Regions from separate parts of the Homo sapiens genome. Here all the other regions are linked to region 1. Evidence: chromatin contacts called from ENCODE Hi-C or POLR2A ChIA-PET data. All regions are on one chromosome and are shown on one strand. The core of a region is the stretch at or near the end of the contact, and the rest is flanking DNA. Distances in the headings are between cores, read along the strand shown. Region 1 holds the start of OLIG1 (oligodendrocyte transcription factor 1). Region 2 holds the start of PAXBP1-AS1 (PAXBP1 antisense RNA 1). Region 3 has its middle 20 kb from the start of IFNGR2.

The links. Hi-C counts contacts between places; a loop is a spot of excess contacts on that map. ChIA-PET counts read pairs that join two places held with the same protein, here RNA polymerase II (POLR2A). Pooled maps may share reads with other maps.
Region 2: a loop to region 1 is called in a map with no recorded cell type, with 6 times the contacts of the local background. The contact joins the promoter of PAXBP1-AS1 here to the promoter of OLIG1 in region 1. A Hi-C loop is called at or near these places in 6 of 37 single-sample maps with no recorded cell type and 5 of 50 pooled maps. POLR2A ChIA-PET finds 5 or more read pairs at or near these places in 1 of 52 experiments (RWPE1).
Region 3: a map with no recorded cell type shows a loop between it and region 1 (2.6-fold over the local background). The contact joins the enhancer-like site here to the promoter of OLIG1 in region 1. A Hi-C loop is called at or near these places in 12 of 37 single-sample maps with no recorded cell type and 5 of 50 pooled maps. POLR2A ChIA-PET finds 5 or more read pairs at or near these places in 2 of 52 experiments (OCI-LY7 and naive thymus-derived CD4-positive, alpha-beta T cell).

The regions. Positions count from the first base shown.
Region 1 is chr21:33,068,171-33,073,203 of GRCh38, forward strand. It overlaps OLIG1 (oligodendrocyte transcription factor 1), which reads left to right and starts at 1,971. Exons shown (of 1, transcript NM_138983.3): 1 at 1,971-4,243. The coding sequence starts at 2,077. The coding sequence ends at 2,892.
Region 2 is chr21:32,725,632-32,730,664 of GRCh38, forward strand. PAXBP1-AS1 (PAXBP1 antisense RNA 1) reads left to right here and starts at 2,483. Exons shown (of 4, transcript NR_038879.1): 1 at 2,483-5,030. SYNJ1 (synaptojanin 1) reads right to left here and starts at 2,382. Exons shown (of 33, transcript NM_203446.3): 1 at 2,315-2,382; 2 at 1,141-1,286. The coding sequence starts at 1,264. RefSeq lists enhancers at 1,588-2,088, 2,089-2,589 and a silencer at 2,054-2,553.
Region 3 is chr21:33,380,811-33,385,843 of GRCh38, forward strand. No RefSeq gene overlaps it. Among named protein-coding and RNA genes, the nearest start is that of IFNGR2, 20 kb to the right of the region's middle. RefSeq lists enhancers at 1-431, 2,196-2,555, 2,373-2,667. Within about 2 kb of position 2,406, at least 37 of the 41 ENCODE cell types and tissues checked have a DNase peak (open chromatin) inside an H3K27ac peak, as active enhancers do; they include OCI-LY7, where a contact is called at or near this core.

The DNA of each region.
Region 1 (5,033 bases), core at 721-3,220:
TCTGTAAAAATGACTTGAAAGCAAGCTGCTTCAACAGAAGGCGAAATGATTAGTGAGGTGTTAAACTTAATTGCTTGAAACATTCAAGACCCTTCCCTTGGTCTCTCTCTCTCCTTCCTGCTTAGTATGGTTCTGCTTAAGCACTCAGCTCCTTCCTACCAAGGCTTCCCTCTCTCTCCCAAAGTGGGGCCCCCAGCACCACGTCCATGTCAGGCCAGGCCCCTCTGAGAGGCAGGAGATCTTACCAGGTTCCTTCCCTCTCTATAAAACCTTTAGGAAAATGCTTGGGTTAGAGCATTGCCAGGAGTTTGTGCATTTAAGGGATGAGCCTCTGAGCTAAGGGAGATTTCAGACCATCTTTAGAGACCTCCAGGACACACAGTAAGTGCCAAGCACTGTGCTAGGCTTCAGGAAGATGGAGAAATGAGCAGGTGGTCCCTACCGTAAAACAATCATAGCCAAATGCAGAGATGGTATCTACATAACACAATAGGCTATGAAGAAATCCTATCAATGGTTTGCCAAGAGTCATGAAAGGAGGAAGAGGAGAAATCACCAAGGCTTCCAGAAGAAAGCAAGGTTGGAGCTGAACCTGAGGCATAGGCAGGATGCTACAGGCAGAGCTGGGGGTCAGAAGCAAAGATCAGAGTGAACCCATGTGGCAAATATTGGTGGAAGAAAACCAGAACAAAGCAGCCCTGAAACCAGCAAGCACAGCCACCAAGATGCCCTCTTCCCCAGGACATTGACAAGTTATAGTAGCATGCACTGGTGCTGGGGGCAGAAAATGTCCATAGACACCAAGTAATGCTATTCTATTTGGCAAATAAAATGATTCATTCCCACCCTCAACCGATAGGACTATGTGGGTGTTTTGTTTTGTTTCTAATAAGAGGCCAATTTCTGAGTGACTTTTGCTTAAGCAAATGTCAAGTTGCTGATAGACCATCCCTTTCGGGGAGGATAGAAACCCGACCCAAAGGCTCCTTTGTCCCTAAAGACCTTTCAATCAGAGGGATGGGGAAGGAGGTTGGGAGCAGCAGGGAGGAAATATCCTAATGCTACTTGTCATTTAGTCCAGAAATTTAGCGACCTGAACCTGGCAGGAAATTATGTATTTTAAGAAAAAAAAAACATGATACACTCATGTTCATAGCAGCATAATTCGCAACAACCAAAAGCACCCCAAATGTCCATCAACGAATGAATGGATAAACCAAATGTGGTATATCCATATACTGGAATATTATTCAGCCTTGAAAAGGAAGAAACTTTGATACATGCTACAACATGGATAAACCTTGACGACAATATGCTAAGTGAAAGAAGCCAGTCACTAAAAGACAAGTGCTGTATGATTCTACTTATATGAGGGACCTAGAGTAGAACAAATTCATAGAGACAGAACAGAAGAGTGAATTCCAGGAACTTGGGTCGGGGGGAGTGGGGAGTTGTTTAATGGGTGGAGCTTCAGGGTTGCAAGTTGAAAAGAGTTCTGGAGATGGGTTGCACAACAATGTGAATTTAATTTAAATCAATTTAATGTGCACACTAATGCATATAACATTACTGAACAGTACTCTAAACATAAGACGGTAAATTTTATGTTATGAATATGTGATCACAGTTAAAAAAAAATATGAGGGAGGTTGTTTTTGAGTAGACAGTTGCTGGAGGAAGGCACGTGAGTTGCAGCCTGACCAGTGCGACCAGTCCTCCTTCAACAGCCCCGCTTGCCTTGAAAAGGCGCCCTTACTCCGCTCAGGGGGCCTGTCCCGCGCGGCTGGCACAGGCGCTCACAATAACCTCCTAAAGCGGTGCCAGCCGCACCTCCGCGCGGCCCCGGCACAAGCAGCCAATGAACACGCGGCTGCGCCCGGCCTCGCGCCTCCATTGGCTGCGCCCCGCCACCCGCTGCCCCGCAGGTTCCCAAGCCGGGTTTAAAGGGGTAGGGCGCGGGCCAGGGCCCCACCATCGTTTCCCCGCGCGCAGGTCCGCGGGGAGGGGCGGCCTGCCGACCGGCCCACCCCAGGGCGTTCCTGAAGGGCGTCCTCGGCCGCCCCCACCGCCTCCCAGATGTACTATGCGGTTTCCCAGGCGCGCGTGAACGCGGTCCCCGGGACCATGCTGCGGCCACAGCGGCCCGGAGACTTGCAGCTCGGGGCCTCCCTCTACGAGCTGGTGGGCTACAGGCAGCCGCCCTCCTCCTCCTCCTCCTCCACCTCCTCCACCTCCTCCACTTCCTCCTCCTCCACGACGGCCCCCCTCCTCCCCAAGGCTGCGCGCGAGAAGCCGGAGGCGCCGGCCGAGCCTCCAGGCCCCGGGCCCGGGTCAGGCGCGCACCCGGGCGGCAGCGCCCGGCCGGACGCCAAGGAGGAGCAGCAGCAGCAGCTGCGGCGCAAGATCAACAGCCGCGAGCGGAAGCGCATGCAGGACCTGAACCTGGCCATGGACGCCCTGCGCGAGGTCATCCTGCCCTACTCAGCGGCGCACTGCCAGGGCGCGCCCGGCCGCAAGCTCTCCAAGATAGCCACGCTGCTGCTCGCCCGCAACTACATCCTACTGCTGGGCAGCTCGCTGCAGGAGCTGCGCCGCGCGCTGGGCGAGGGCGCCGGGCCCGCCGCGCCGCGCCTGCTGCTGGCCGGGCTGCCCCTGCTCGCCGCCGCGCCCGGCTCCGTGCTGCTGGCGCCCGGCGCCGTAGGACCCCCCGACGCGCTGCGCCCCGCCAAGTACCTGTCGCTGGCGCTGGACGAGCCGCCGTGCGGCCAGTTCGCTCTCCCCGGCGGCGGCGCAGGCGGCCCCGGCCTCTGCACCTGCGCCGTGTGCAAGTTCCCGCACCTGGTCCCGGCCAGCCTGGGCCTGGCCGCCGTGCAGGCGCAATTCTCCAAGTGAGGGCGGGCCTGGGCCTGGGGCGCGACCTCGGCCCGGCCTCCCTTCGCTCAGCTTCTCCGCGCCCCTGCTCCCTGCGTCTGGGAGAGCGAGGCCGAGCAAGGAAAGCATTTCGAACCTTCCAGTCCAGAGGAAGGGACTGTCGGGCACCCCCTTCCCCGCCCCCACCCCTGGGACGTTAAAGTGACCAGAGCGGATGTTCGATGGCGCCTCGGGGCAGTTTGGGGTTCTGGGTCGGTTCCAGCGGCTTTAGGCAGAAAGTGCTCGCTCTCACCCAGCACATCTCTCTCCTTGTCCCTGGAGTTGCGCGCTTCGCGGGGCCGATGTAGAACTTAGGGCGCCTTGCCGTGGTTGGCGCGCCCCGGGTGCAGCGAGAGGCCATCCCCGAGCGCTACCTCCCCGGAGCGGAGCACGCCGGCTCCCAGTACTAGGGGCTGCGCTCGAGCAGTGGCGGGGGCGGAGGGGTGGTTCTTTTCCTTCTCCTCCGCCAGAGGCCACGGGCGCCCTTGTTCCCGCCGGCCAGGTCCTATCAAAGGAGGCTGCCGGAACTCAAGAGGCAGAAAAAGACCAGTTAGGCGGTGCAGACGGTCTGGGACGTGGCAGACGGACGGACCCTCGGCGGACAGGTGGTCGGCGTCGGGGTGCGGTGGGTAGGGGCGAGGACAACGCAGGGTGCGCTGGGTTGGGACGTGGGTCCACTTTTGTAGACCAGCTGTTTGGAGAGCTGTATTTAAGACTCGCGTATCCAGTGTTTTGTCGCAGAGAGTTTTCGCTCTTAAATCCTGGGGGTTTCTTAGAAAGCAACTTAGAACTCGAGATTCACCTTTCGTTTCCCTTTCCCCAAAAGTAGCGTAACCAACATTTAAGCTTGCTTAAAAACGAAAACCAACCGCCTTGCATCCAGTGTTCCCGATTTACTAAAATAGGTAACCAGGCGTCTCACAGTCGCCGTCCTGTCAAGAGCGCTAATGAACGTTCTCATTAACACGCAGGAGTACCGGGAGCCCTGAACCGCCCGCTGCTCGGCGGATCCCAGCTGCGGTGGCGACGGCGGGAAGGCGCTTTCCGCTGTTCCTCAGCGGGCCGGGCCCTTGACCAGCGCGGCCCGCAGGTCTTCCTTCTCGCCGTCTTGCAGTTGAAGAGCTACATACGTAGTCAGTTTCGATTTGTTACAGACGTTAACAAATTCCTTTACCCAAGGTTATGCTATGACCTTTCCGCAGTTTACTTTGATTTTCTATGTTTAAGGTTTTGGTTGTTGGTAGTAGCCGAATTTAACTGGCACTTTATTTTACTTCTAACCTTGTTTCCTGACGGTGTACAGAATCAACAAAATAAAACATTTAAAGTCTGATTTTTTACATTTTTTGTCTGATTTGTTTGGTAATAAAAAAGTCCTTGTATCCTAGTGGATTTAGAACCTTGGGGTGAAGGTAGGTAAATGACCGGGGTCCCAGGTTTTAAAATGTGACTTCCTGATTTGTAAAATAATCCAATGAACAGGCAACTGTAGTTCAAGTTCAGGCATTCGTGGGAAATATGAGGATTATAGGTAAGTGGGTGGGTGGGATAGAGAATGGGATAGAGAAGGGAGAGAGGCAATTCCAGGAATTCATTCTTTGCCAAGCTTCAGGCATAGGTCTTTTTTAACTACAACTTCATCCCCTGGAAAATGGGTTAAGCAATACCTTTATCATAAAATTGTAGCTCAACATCCTTCCAGGATATCCACCTTTTCTATATCCTTGGACAGAAGCTTAATACCACACAAGCATGAGCTTCCCGCTGCTGCACCCACCTACCCCTTATCATTTAAATCAGGTTGGAATTGTCTTCACCTAAGAGGTGAAGAAAGCTCTTCTGTCTGTTTGGTGCTCTTAAAAAGAATTTGGAAGGCTGACCTGCTCACATTGCAATAATGAAACACTGCATAATTATTAATGAAACCCAACCACTGTTTAATGTAGGGGAGTAGTAGAGAAGTAGTGTCCCCTTTAACCTGAGGAAAATTAAAGAAAACCCAGAGATGACTTACTCAATTTTATCCATGTTGGTTTATCTGAGGCATATACACATTTAGAGAAAATGAGCACCACTTTGGAGGTGGGGGAAGGAGGTGGGAGGTGGCTGGAGAGATGGCATTG
Region 2 (5,033 bases), core at 1,233-3,732, 340 kb before region 1:
TCTACATGCAAAGAGTGAGGTCTTATGCTCTTCATTTATTGAGGCTGGAGAAAGCTTAGTAGTTTAAGATATTTAAGGGCTTATATTTGTAAGTATGCCTTTCAAACACTATTTTTAATTTATAAAGATATAATCAGTAACTAAACTAATCCCAACACTAGGATTATTTGCCTAAATCATATATATGTGTATATATAATCATATACTTTTTTTTCTTTTTAATTTTTGAAACAGGGTCTCACTGTGTTGCCCAAGCTGGAGCGCAGTGGCGAGATCAAGGCTCACTGCAGTCTCGACCTTCCAGACTCAATCAATCCGCCCACCTCAGCCTCCCAAGTAGCGGGGACTAAAGGGCACACGACGGAGCCGAACTACTTTTTGTATTTTTTGTACAGAAAGGGTTTCACCACGCTGCCCAGACTGGTCTCAAACTCCCCGCCTCAAGCGATCAGCCCCCCTTGGCCTCCCAAAGTGCTGGGACTACAGGCGTGAGCCCCCACACCTGGCATATCTTACATTAAGAAAGACCCAGTATCCAAATTAATTTTAATTTCATCCATCTGCCCCTAAAATAACTCAAACATTACTAATCTATTTTTCTTGTGGTACAATAGTCCTTTTCTTTAAATTAGACTATCAAAATACTTTTAAAAATAATACAAAATCAATCATGTATCTCACATGAAAATCTAGAGGTTGTTTACAATTCCCTTAATGAAAACACAACGGCCATAACAGAAATACTCCAACAATATTGGATAATATTAGATAATACCTACTACTATAACTGACCTACCAGTAAATATGTCAAGCAAGACACTGTATGGGTTTATGTGATACATGATACAAACTGAAACAATATTTCTTTGGAAAAAACATTTACTTTTAGAAGCAGCAGCAGAACCCAAGAAAGCAAAATCCTGCAACCAAAACCTGCATCTCCCTGCACCCCCTCAACAAAAACCTGTTAACAAAAAGTTTGCAGGAAAATAAGTTTGATTAAAAGGAAATACAAGCATAATCTGCTAGAGGAAATACAGTGAAAGGGTTGTCGGGCTCTTTTCTAAAAAATGGTTGCATCTGAATTGTTTCAAATCAAAACAGAGACCATGACAAATTGGGCTCTAACAGATGACTTACAGAGCACAGCGACAGCCCCAGACTCGAACATGAGACATTCTTCCTTATGCCTAGTTTCCACTATGAGGCTGAAAGGTGGGGGATCCAATTTGTGATAGATCCGGAATCCTTTACTGAACGCCATTCTCCTTTCTTCGGAGGCAGCCCTGCGAAAACCAAGCAAAGCAAAGCAAATGAAGCTGATGTTTCCTTCTGCAGCAAGGACTGCAAAGCATCCAAAAGTCCCTCCCCGCCAGGTTTTGATGGGGGGTTGGGGTGGGAAAAAACAGACAGCTCTGGGAGAAAATGGCTTTTTCCAAAAGATAAGTCGTCACTTAATTTTACCAAAAAGCAAGAGGAAAAGCTATCAATTCTCATACCAAGGCAAGACAAGGTTTTAGCACTGTAAGTCAATCAACGGTCTGGTTGAGTTTCCCGTTTAATTTATGCTTACTGAAAGGAAAAATTTTGAGCGTATTTCGTCCGGAGCTGTTTATCAGCTTCCTGCTTCAAGATCTGTCACTACGTTGAAAGGGAACCTATTTGGAAACTTCAAGCAGTTCCTTCGAGGTGAAAGGAGCGGAGGTGGGAGGGAAGGGTGACAAGGCTGGTTCAAAGCTCCTTAGGGGGCAGGAGAAGGAAAAGGATTATCCCACGCGACAGGCTCTCCCGGGGGTGGCGATGAAGGGCAAGGGAAAAGGCACAGGTTACCGCCGCCTCTCCTGCCCCGGGCTACCGCCGGCTGGGGGGACGGCAGGCGGGGCCGATAAATACGAATGGCCACCCGGGAAGAGTCACGACTCGGGGCACCGACCCGACTGGGGCTCCTCGGGGGTCCCGGGCAGTCGACTGCCCGGGAAAGCGGCTCCTTCTCGGAGAGACGGAAGAGCCGAGCAGCCCAAACCCTCCATTTATGCGCCAGAAGAGATACCCCGGCGCCCAGGCGGATTCGGTTCGTTCCCGCGGGCGGGCTGACAGCCGCTGTCACCACAGCCCCCAGCCTGACGCGGCACCCCGCACAACCAGTGGTCTGCTCACAACCCCGCCCGTCCTCCCGCACCCCGGCTGCTCGCGGTCGCCCCTCACCGCTCCCGCTGACGCTGCGGAGGCAGAGACTGGTCTTGGAGGCGTCCGCCCGCCCGGCTGCCCGTGGGTCTGGCCGCAGCAGCTCCCCGCCCCCCGCCGGCTTGCTCACCTCTTCCTCCGGCTCCTCCTCCTCCTTCTCCCGCAGCCGCCGCCACAGCCGCCGGGAGCGTCACTTCCGCTCCAGCAGGCCCATCTCTTCCGCATTGCGCCGCGGCCGGGGGCGGAAGATCCGCCCCGCGCGAGGGAAGGGGCGGGGCATCAGGAGGGAGACCACGCCCACTCTGCGCCGACCGGCTGGGCCTGGCACCCGCGGGCGGCCCCAGCCTCAGTCTCCAGCTACCTTTGCCTCCTGCGGCCGCCCCCAGGCAGAGCTGCGATCCCACCGCCGGGGGTGCAGGGAGAGGGAAGATCTGGCCTCCTTGGTCCTTTTGCGTGGGCTCTTCAGAGCGTGAGCGCCGGGGAGGGACTCCGGAGAAAAGCTTGGGGGGCTGCGTATTGCTGCTCCCCAAGCTGGGCGTCAGGACCAACCCCGCCGCCCCCACGGGCCTGACGGGAGAGGAGGAAGGGCTCGGGACGGTCGGCTCGCCGAGCCAACCAGGTGGCGCCTGAAGAGCTGTCCATGGTGTCGACAGCCCAGCAAACGGCACCGAGTTCCTAGTCTGAGTGTCTGGATAGGTAGCAGAAGAAAAACTAATGCCTGCTCTGGGACAGTTCTGTTCGGTGCCTTTTCTTGTGTGTTCTGGAGCTCACAGGGTTCTATCGAAGAGTGCTTAGGTGTATACGATGGAGAGTGGGACGTCACAAACCAGGATCTCAAGGCTGAGTCCAACAAAACATGGCCGTAGGGAGGCCACGACAGCTGTGGTTGTCACCGACGGATGAATAGCTTTTGCCAACCGTGGAATTTAGTAACTAAAGGCACCTAACCCTTTTATCTCATCCTCATTTTTCAACAAATGGTGCTTCCTGGCTAATATCAGCGTGTCCCATAGATTTCTGCTTCCATTGAATAGACCTAATAAGAAAGAGAATGAAGTCAAAGCCAACAGGGCAGAAAGAAATTGAAAACCTGAAGAACCCAGCACTCAAACTGTCTCCACTTGCGTTTGCTTTTTCTTTACCTCTTCTCCTTCTGGTTTTCAACAGCCAAAGCAGGATTTAAATTTGGTTATGTTGCAAAAATCATTTCCCTCTTCAGGCCCTGTCATGTGACTTGATTTTTTCGTCCATTTTAGAGAAGCTGTACCCACCCTGGTTTCAGGACACGGAACTAAATTTATTAGAAAAGAAGCCACTTCAAGTCATGAAGGAGAAACACAAAGATTCTTGGATTTAGTTCTAAGAACTAGAGGGGATTTCTATGTCAGTACTGTCTCAGAAAAAACTGTTGATATCAAATGTGTTGCTTGAGAAGTACCTTTTTTTTTTTGAGACGGAGTCTCGCTCTGTCCGCCCAGGCTAGAGTGCAGTGGCGCGATCTCGGCTCACTGCAAGCTCCGCCTCCCGGGTTCACGCCGTTCTCCTGCCTCAGCCTCCCGAGTAGCTGGGATTACAGGTGCCCACCACCACGCCCGGCTAATTTTTGTATTTTTAGTAGAGACAGGGTTTCACCGTGTTAGCCAGGATGGTCTCGATCTCCTGACCTCGTGATCCACCCGCCTCGGCCTCCCAAAGTGCTGGGATAACAGGCGTGAGCCATCGCGCCCGGCCGAGAGGTACCTTTTATGACAACTGAAATCATTCAGTTTCAAGAGGAGTTGGGTACTGAAACCAAACTTGCTTACTCCAAAGCCCAAAATCCTTTCCACCATGCCTGTGTGTCTGTAAGGCTACACTAGAAATGCTTCCTTTCTTATAGTGGGAAGCATGGGTACTAAGCTCTTTTACGAACAAGTGTTCTGCATATTCCTGGTTCCTTTTTATTTTGGACTGAGGAGATTTAGGTCAAAATTTCTGGGTTCTGGGTTGGAATTCCAGCTTCTTTCTTCAAATTAAACTGGGGGGTAGCAAGACTTATTCCTAGATTTGTTAGAAGGCCACAGCTTTTCCACATCTCATTTTAGTCATGAAAAAGACACATGCCCAGAGTTTGAAAAACATAAAGGCAATTTGACTAGTGGCTTGATTGGTTCTATCTTCTTTTTCTTGTCCCTCTTTCCTATTTATACTTCTACTTTTGTTACAGCATTTGACAATAGTTGGAAAAATTTTCACTGACCTTGAAATGTCTTTGGGATAGGGTGACTTAAAATATAGGTTAAGTGGCATACACAAACTTCTTAGTGAGATCCTAAGGGCCTACAGAGACAGGCTGACACCAACTCAACCCTTGAAACTGTGCAATGAAGAGCCTGTGGGAGGCTAAAAAACGCTACTTCAAAAAGAGATCCTTGTCTGTGAATGTTAATTTAGGTTTACAGATTTGATTAAGGGTCTTGAGATTATTTTCAATTATCCAGGTGGGCCCTAGAGCCCTAGATGCAATCATAAGTGTCCTTATAACAGGGAGGCAGAGGAAAATTAAACACGCACACAGGAGAGAGAGAGAGAGAAAAAAAAGTGATGTGAAGACAGCAGCAGAGATTGGAGCGATGTGGCCATAGCCAAGCTATGTCAGCAGCCATCAGAAGTTGGAAGAGGCAAGGAAGGATTTGAGCCTAGAGCCTTTGGAAGGAGCATGGCCCTGTTGGTTCTGGCCTCCAGAACTGCAAGAAAATACATTTTTGTTGTTTTAAACCACCCAGTTCATGGTAATTTGTAACACCAGCTACAAGAAATTAACACAAGGCTGATGTGACTTTCCATCAGGAGAGAGACAGCCCCAGGTA
Region 3 (5,033 bases), core at 1,156-3,655, 310 kb after region 1:
GGACACTTCGGGGTTGGTCCTCCCTCTGGCTGGGTTGGCCCGATTTCTTCCTGCCTTGCCCCCATGCTTCAGAGACTCCTCCACACAGAGCTGGTCTTAAAGCATAAACAAAACCCATGGATGATGGGGCCACAGAGATTAAATGGCAAGACCCCGGAGGATGCTGGAGGAATGTGTGACCTCTAATTATGCAGAGCATCTGTGAGCTGGATGTCCCGTACCCGTTAAAAGTCACTCCTCGTCTCCCCTCCTGCCAGCCCCTGGCATCCATTAATGTACTTTCTGTCTCTATGAATGCACCCATTTTGGAAATTTTACATAAAGAGGATCATACAATACATGACCTTTATGACTGGCTTTTTTCACTCAGCATCACATTTTTGAGGTTGGTCCATGTCGAAGCGTGTATCAGTGCTTCTTTTCTTTATTGCCAAATAATTTCCACCATTTGGATACATCGTATGCTATGTATCTAGTTATAAGTTGATGGACATTTGGCTTGTTGACACTTTTGGGGGCGATTATGAGCAGTGTTTTAGGGGCCCACTTTCTTTTTCTTTTGTCTTTTTTTTTAACATGGTCTCACTCTGTCGCCCAGGCTGGAGTGCAGTGGCACAATCACAGCTCACTGCAGCCTCACCCTCCTGGGCTCAAGCAATCCTCCCACTTTAGCCTCCTGAGTAGCTGGGACTACAGGCATGAGCCACCACATCCAGCTAATTTTTTTTTCTTTTTTTTTTTTGTAAAGATGGGGGTTTCCACATTGCCCAGGCTGGTCTCAAACTCCTGGGCTCAAGTGATCCACTGCCCTCGACCTCCCAAACTGCTGGGTGCTGGGATTACAGGCGTGAGCCACCACTCCCAGTCTAGGGGCCCACTTTCGAATCACAAGCAGCCACTTTCTGGAAGGCACCTCATCACGCATTGGCAGGGCTATGTCCCTCACAGGTTGCCCCAGATGACGGTCTTCCCAAGTGACTTCTGCTCCAGGTCCACTGTTCAGGCTCCCCTTGGTCCTACCCCTCCAGACATCCAGCCTTGGGGGGATCCTGGGCCCCTACTGTTCTTTCCTATATCAGCCTCAGCCAAGCTCTCCTCACCCCTCAATCCATCAGATGTCCTCCAGTGACATTGAACTTCAAAGAAAGAGCAGAGGCCAGGTGTGGTGGCTCATGTCTGTAATCCCAGCACTTTGGGAGGCTGAGGTGAGTGGATCACCTGAGGTCAGGAGTTCAAGACCAGCCTGCCCAACATGGTGAAACTCTGTCTCTACTAAAAATACAAAAAAATTAGCCGAGCATGGTGGCGGGCACCTGTAATCCCAGCTACTCGGGAGGCTGAGGCAGGAGAATTGCTTGAACCTGGGAGGTGGAGGTTGCAGTGAGCCGAGATTGTGCTACTACACTCCTGCCTGGGCGGCAGAGACCCTGTCTCAAAAAAAAAAAAGAAAGAAAGAAAAGAAGAAAGGGAGGGAGGAAGGAAGGAAGGAAGGAAGGAAAAAGAAAAGTAAAGAACAGAAAAAGAAGAAAGGAAAAGAAAAGAAAGGAAAAGAAAAGAAGGGAAGAAGGAAAGAGCAGAGAGGCCCAGTCGCTCTTCTCAGAGTCTCCGTGGCATCTCGGTAGATTTGCTGATCCCTTTACATAACCCAAGTTGAGGCATGCCCTAATTTCACCCACAAATGCTACTAAGCCCAGGCCCTTATCCAGCCAAAACCATCCTGCCAAGCTCCCACCACCACCATCAGCATCATTTTCAGGTTGTTGGTCATCACTGGTTGTTGGTCATCACTGGTTGTTGGTCATCTATGTCACCTAACAGGCCACTCATGACGTTAGCCCTTGACTTCAAAAAGGACCTCAAAGAAAATTCCAGTTTTCACTCCAAAAGGAGAAATCAGGCCGAGCTGTGATGGCTCATGCCTGTATTCCCAGCACTATGGGAGGCTGAGGCAGGCGGATCGCTTGAGCCCAGGAGTTTGAGACCACCCTGGGCAAACCTATCTTTCCAAAAAAATACAAAAAGATTAGCTGGGCATGGTGGTGCGTGCCTGTAGTCTCAGCTAGTCAGGAGGCTGAGGTGGGAGGATCACTTAAGCCTGGAAGGTTGAGGCTGCAGTGAGCGGTGATGGTGCCACTGCACTCCAGCCTGGATAACAGAGCAAGATGCTGTCTCAAAAACTAGCAAACGAAACAAAAGGAGAAACTGCTGGCAGCCCCTAATCTAGTACTGTCCCGGCTCCACCCACCTTCAGATCCAGCCTCCTCCCCTGGCACACGGGAGCCCCCTCCTCTGACTGTGCTGAAAGTGAGGGAAGATCCCCTCTGGGGAGAGAGCTGTAGCCTTGACCTCTGCACACCTTACTTATCCAGAGCACGAGGCAGGGCCGCTGACTCATCCTGGTTTACCCTGGGCTTTCCCAGTTTCAGCACTGAAAGTCCCGCATCTGGAAAAGCCCCTGAGTCGCTGACAAACCAGACAGTCCGGACCATGCAAAGCACAGTGCATGGTGCTTTAGCCACAAAGTTGATTGAAAAGTCAGAGGCAGTGAGCCACAGGAAGCGCCACGTGACCCAGACTGCGAGGAGGACACAGGAAACCAACCCTCACTGTGTCCTGCTAGGGGGTTAACCCGTCTACAAGCATCAGGGTTGCCATTTCAGAGATCAGCAAACTGAACAGCAGTCGTGACTTGTCCTCGCCTGCAAGACAAGCGAGTAACAAATCCATGAAGGGAAGGACACGGAATTGAGCAAGGGGGCAGGGCCGGATGTCATTTTGGCGTTTTTTTTTCTTTCAGTGATTGAGGTAAAATTCACATAACATAAATTAACCATTTTAAAGTGTACGATTCAGAGGCATTTGGTACATTCACACTGTTGTGCAAGCACCACCTGTATCTCGTTCCAAAATATTTTCACTTCCCCAAAAGGAAACTGTGTCCCCATCAAGCAGCCACACCCTACTCCCTCACCCCCGCCCCCAGCCTCTGACAACCACCAATGTACCTTTTGTCTCTATGGATTTGCCTTTACTGAACAATTCATAGTAATGGAACCATACAATATGTAGTCCTTTGCGACTGGCTTTTTTTACTCAGCATCAATTTTTTTTTCTTTTTCTTCGAGACAGAGTCTTGCTCTGTCACCCCGGCTGGAGTGCAGTGGCATGATCTCGGCTCACTGCAACCTCCACCTCCTGGGCTCAAGCGATTCACATGCTTCAGCCTTCTGAGTAGCTGGGACTGCAGGTGTGCACCACCATGCATGGCTAAATTTTTTTTTTTTTTTTTTTTTTTTTTTTTTTTTTTTTTTTAGAGAGGGAGGTCTTACTACATTGCCCAGACTGGTCTCAAACTCCTGGCCTCAAGCAATCCTCCTTCCTCGGCTTCTCAAAGTGCTGGGATTACAGGCTTGAGCCATCACGCCCAGCCTATCATCCTAGTTTTGTTTTTTGGGTTTTTTGTTTGTTGGTTGGTTTGTTTGTTTGTTTTTGAGACCTAGTTTCACTCTTGTCACCCAGGCTGGAGTGCAATGGTGCAATCTTGGCTCACTGCAACCTCCGCCTCCTGGGTTCAAGTGATTCTCCTGCCTCAGCCTCTCAAGTAGTTGTGACTACAAGCATGCGCCACCACACCTGGCTAATTTTTGTATTTTTAGTAGAGACAGGGTTTCACCATATTGTCCAGCCTGATCTCAAACCCCTGATCTCAAGTGATCCTCCCACTTTGGCCTCCCAAAGTGCTGGGATTTCAAGTGTGAGCCACCGTGCCCGGCTGCCTCATCAATTCTCTATAAACAGTTATTAATGAGAAGTCAGTTGAGCTGTTTCTATGTATTTGTTTCCAGAAAGAAACAGGGTGCACCTAGACCACCCTGGACCTCAGTAAAAGGCTCTCTTCCCTTTAAATAACTGATCGAGAACTTCTAATTATTCTTCTATGAACCTTAGAATGTACCAAGAAAATCCATTCCACAGAGTCTTATTTCTGGGCATCCTGTGCATATGAGCTGAGAGGAATCTGTGATTTTTATGCAGCGCTGAATGTCATCAAAAGGCTTCGAGGAAGAGTTTCCTGAGTTTCCTTGATGTTCGCGGCGCTTACTGTTACTTTCACACTTAGCTAAGTAACCTTTGATACTGTGTGGTTATAACATAATAACCACAGGTCCTTTGTCTTCTCTGTCAAGAGTGAAGAATTCGAAGGACTTTAACCACTGGTAAAAGTGTCTTCTCACATAAACCGCATAGCAGCAAGCATTACGTGAACCAGCTGGTTATTCTCACTAAATGGGTTAGATACAAGTTACAAGCCGATCGCGAAGCTGCCTAGACTGGATTGAGTGTAGGTTAGCCAAACGGCATGATTGAGAAGATAAATCTCATCTGTCCACCCTTTTCCCGTTAGTTCCAAGCCAGCCTCGTGGCTGAGCCCAGCTTCCCAAGCCTCTCTGAAGATGGCGTCAGGCAGTCCAAGCCCGGTTTAGCTAAGAGTGCTTCCAGCCATCCCAGGCTGCAATCACGCCTTCCTTTGCCATCTGGGCTCTCCCCAGGTTAGTGGAACTGCTTTCTGGAAGGTGAGTCCTGCCCTGTGGAGTGCCTGGAGTAGGGACTGGTCACCAGCATTAAGTGCCCAGGGAGGGAGCACGTATACACGAATCAATTTTTAGAAGAGACAATAACCCACTCAAAAAAGGGCAACAGCCAGACTGGTAGCTCATGCCTGTAATTCCAGCATTTGGGAGGCTGAGGCGGGAGGATGGCTTGAGCCCAGGAGTTTAAGACCGGCCAGGGTAACTTAGTGAGACCCTCGTCTCTCTCTATATATATTTTTAATTAGCTGGGCATGGTGACCCCTACCTGTAGTCTCAGCTACTTGGGAGCCTGAGGTGGGAGGATGGCTTGACCCTAGGAAGTTGAGGTTGCAGTGAGCTATGATCATGCTGCTGCACCCCAAACTGGGCAACAGAACAAGACAAAAAAAAATGGAGTGGGGGAGAAAAGATGTGATAATAGAAAAAGAGATTCAAGTGTTG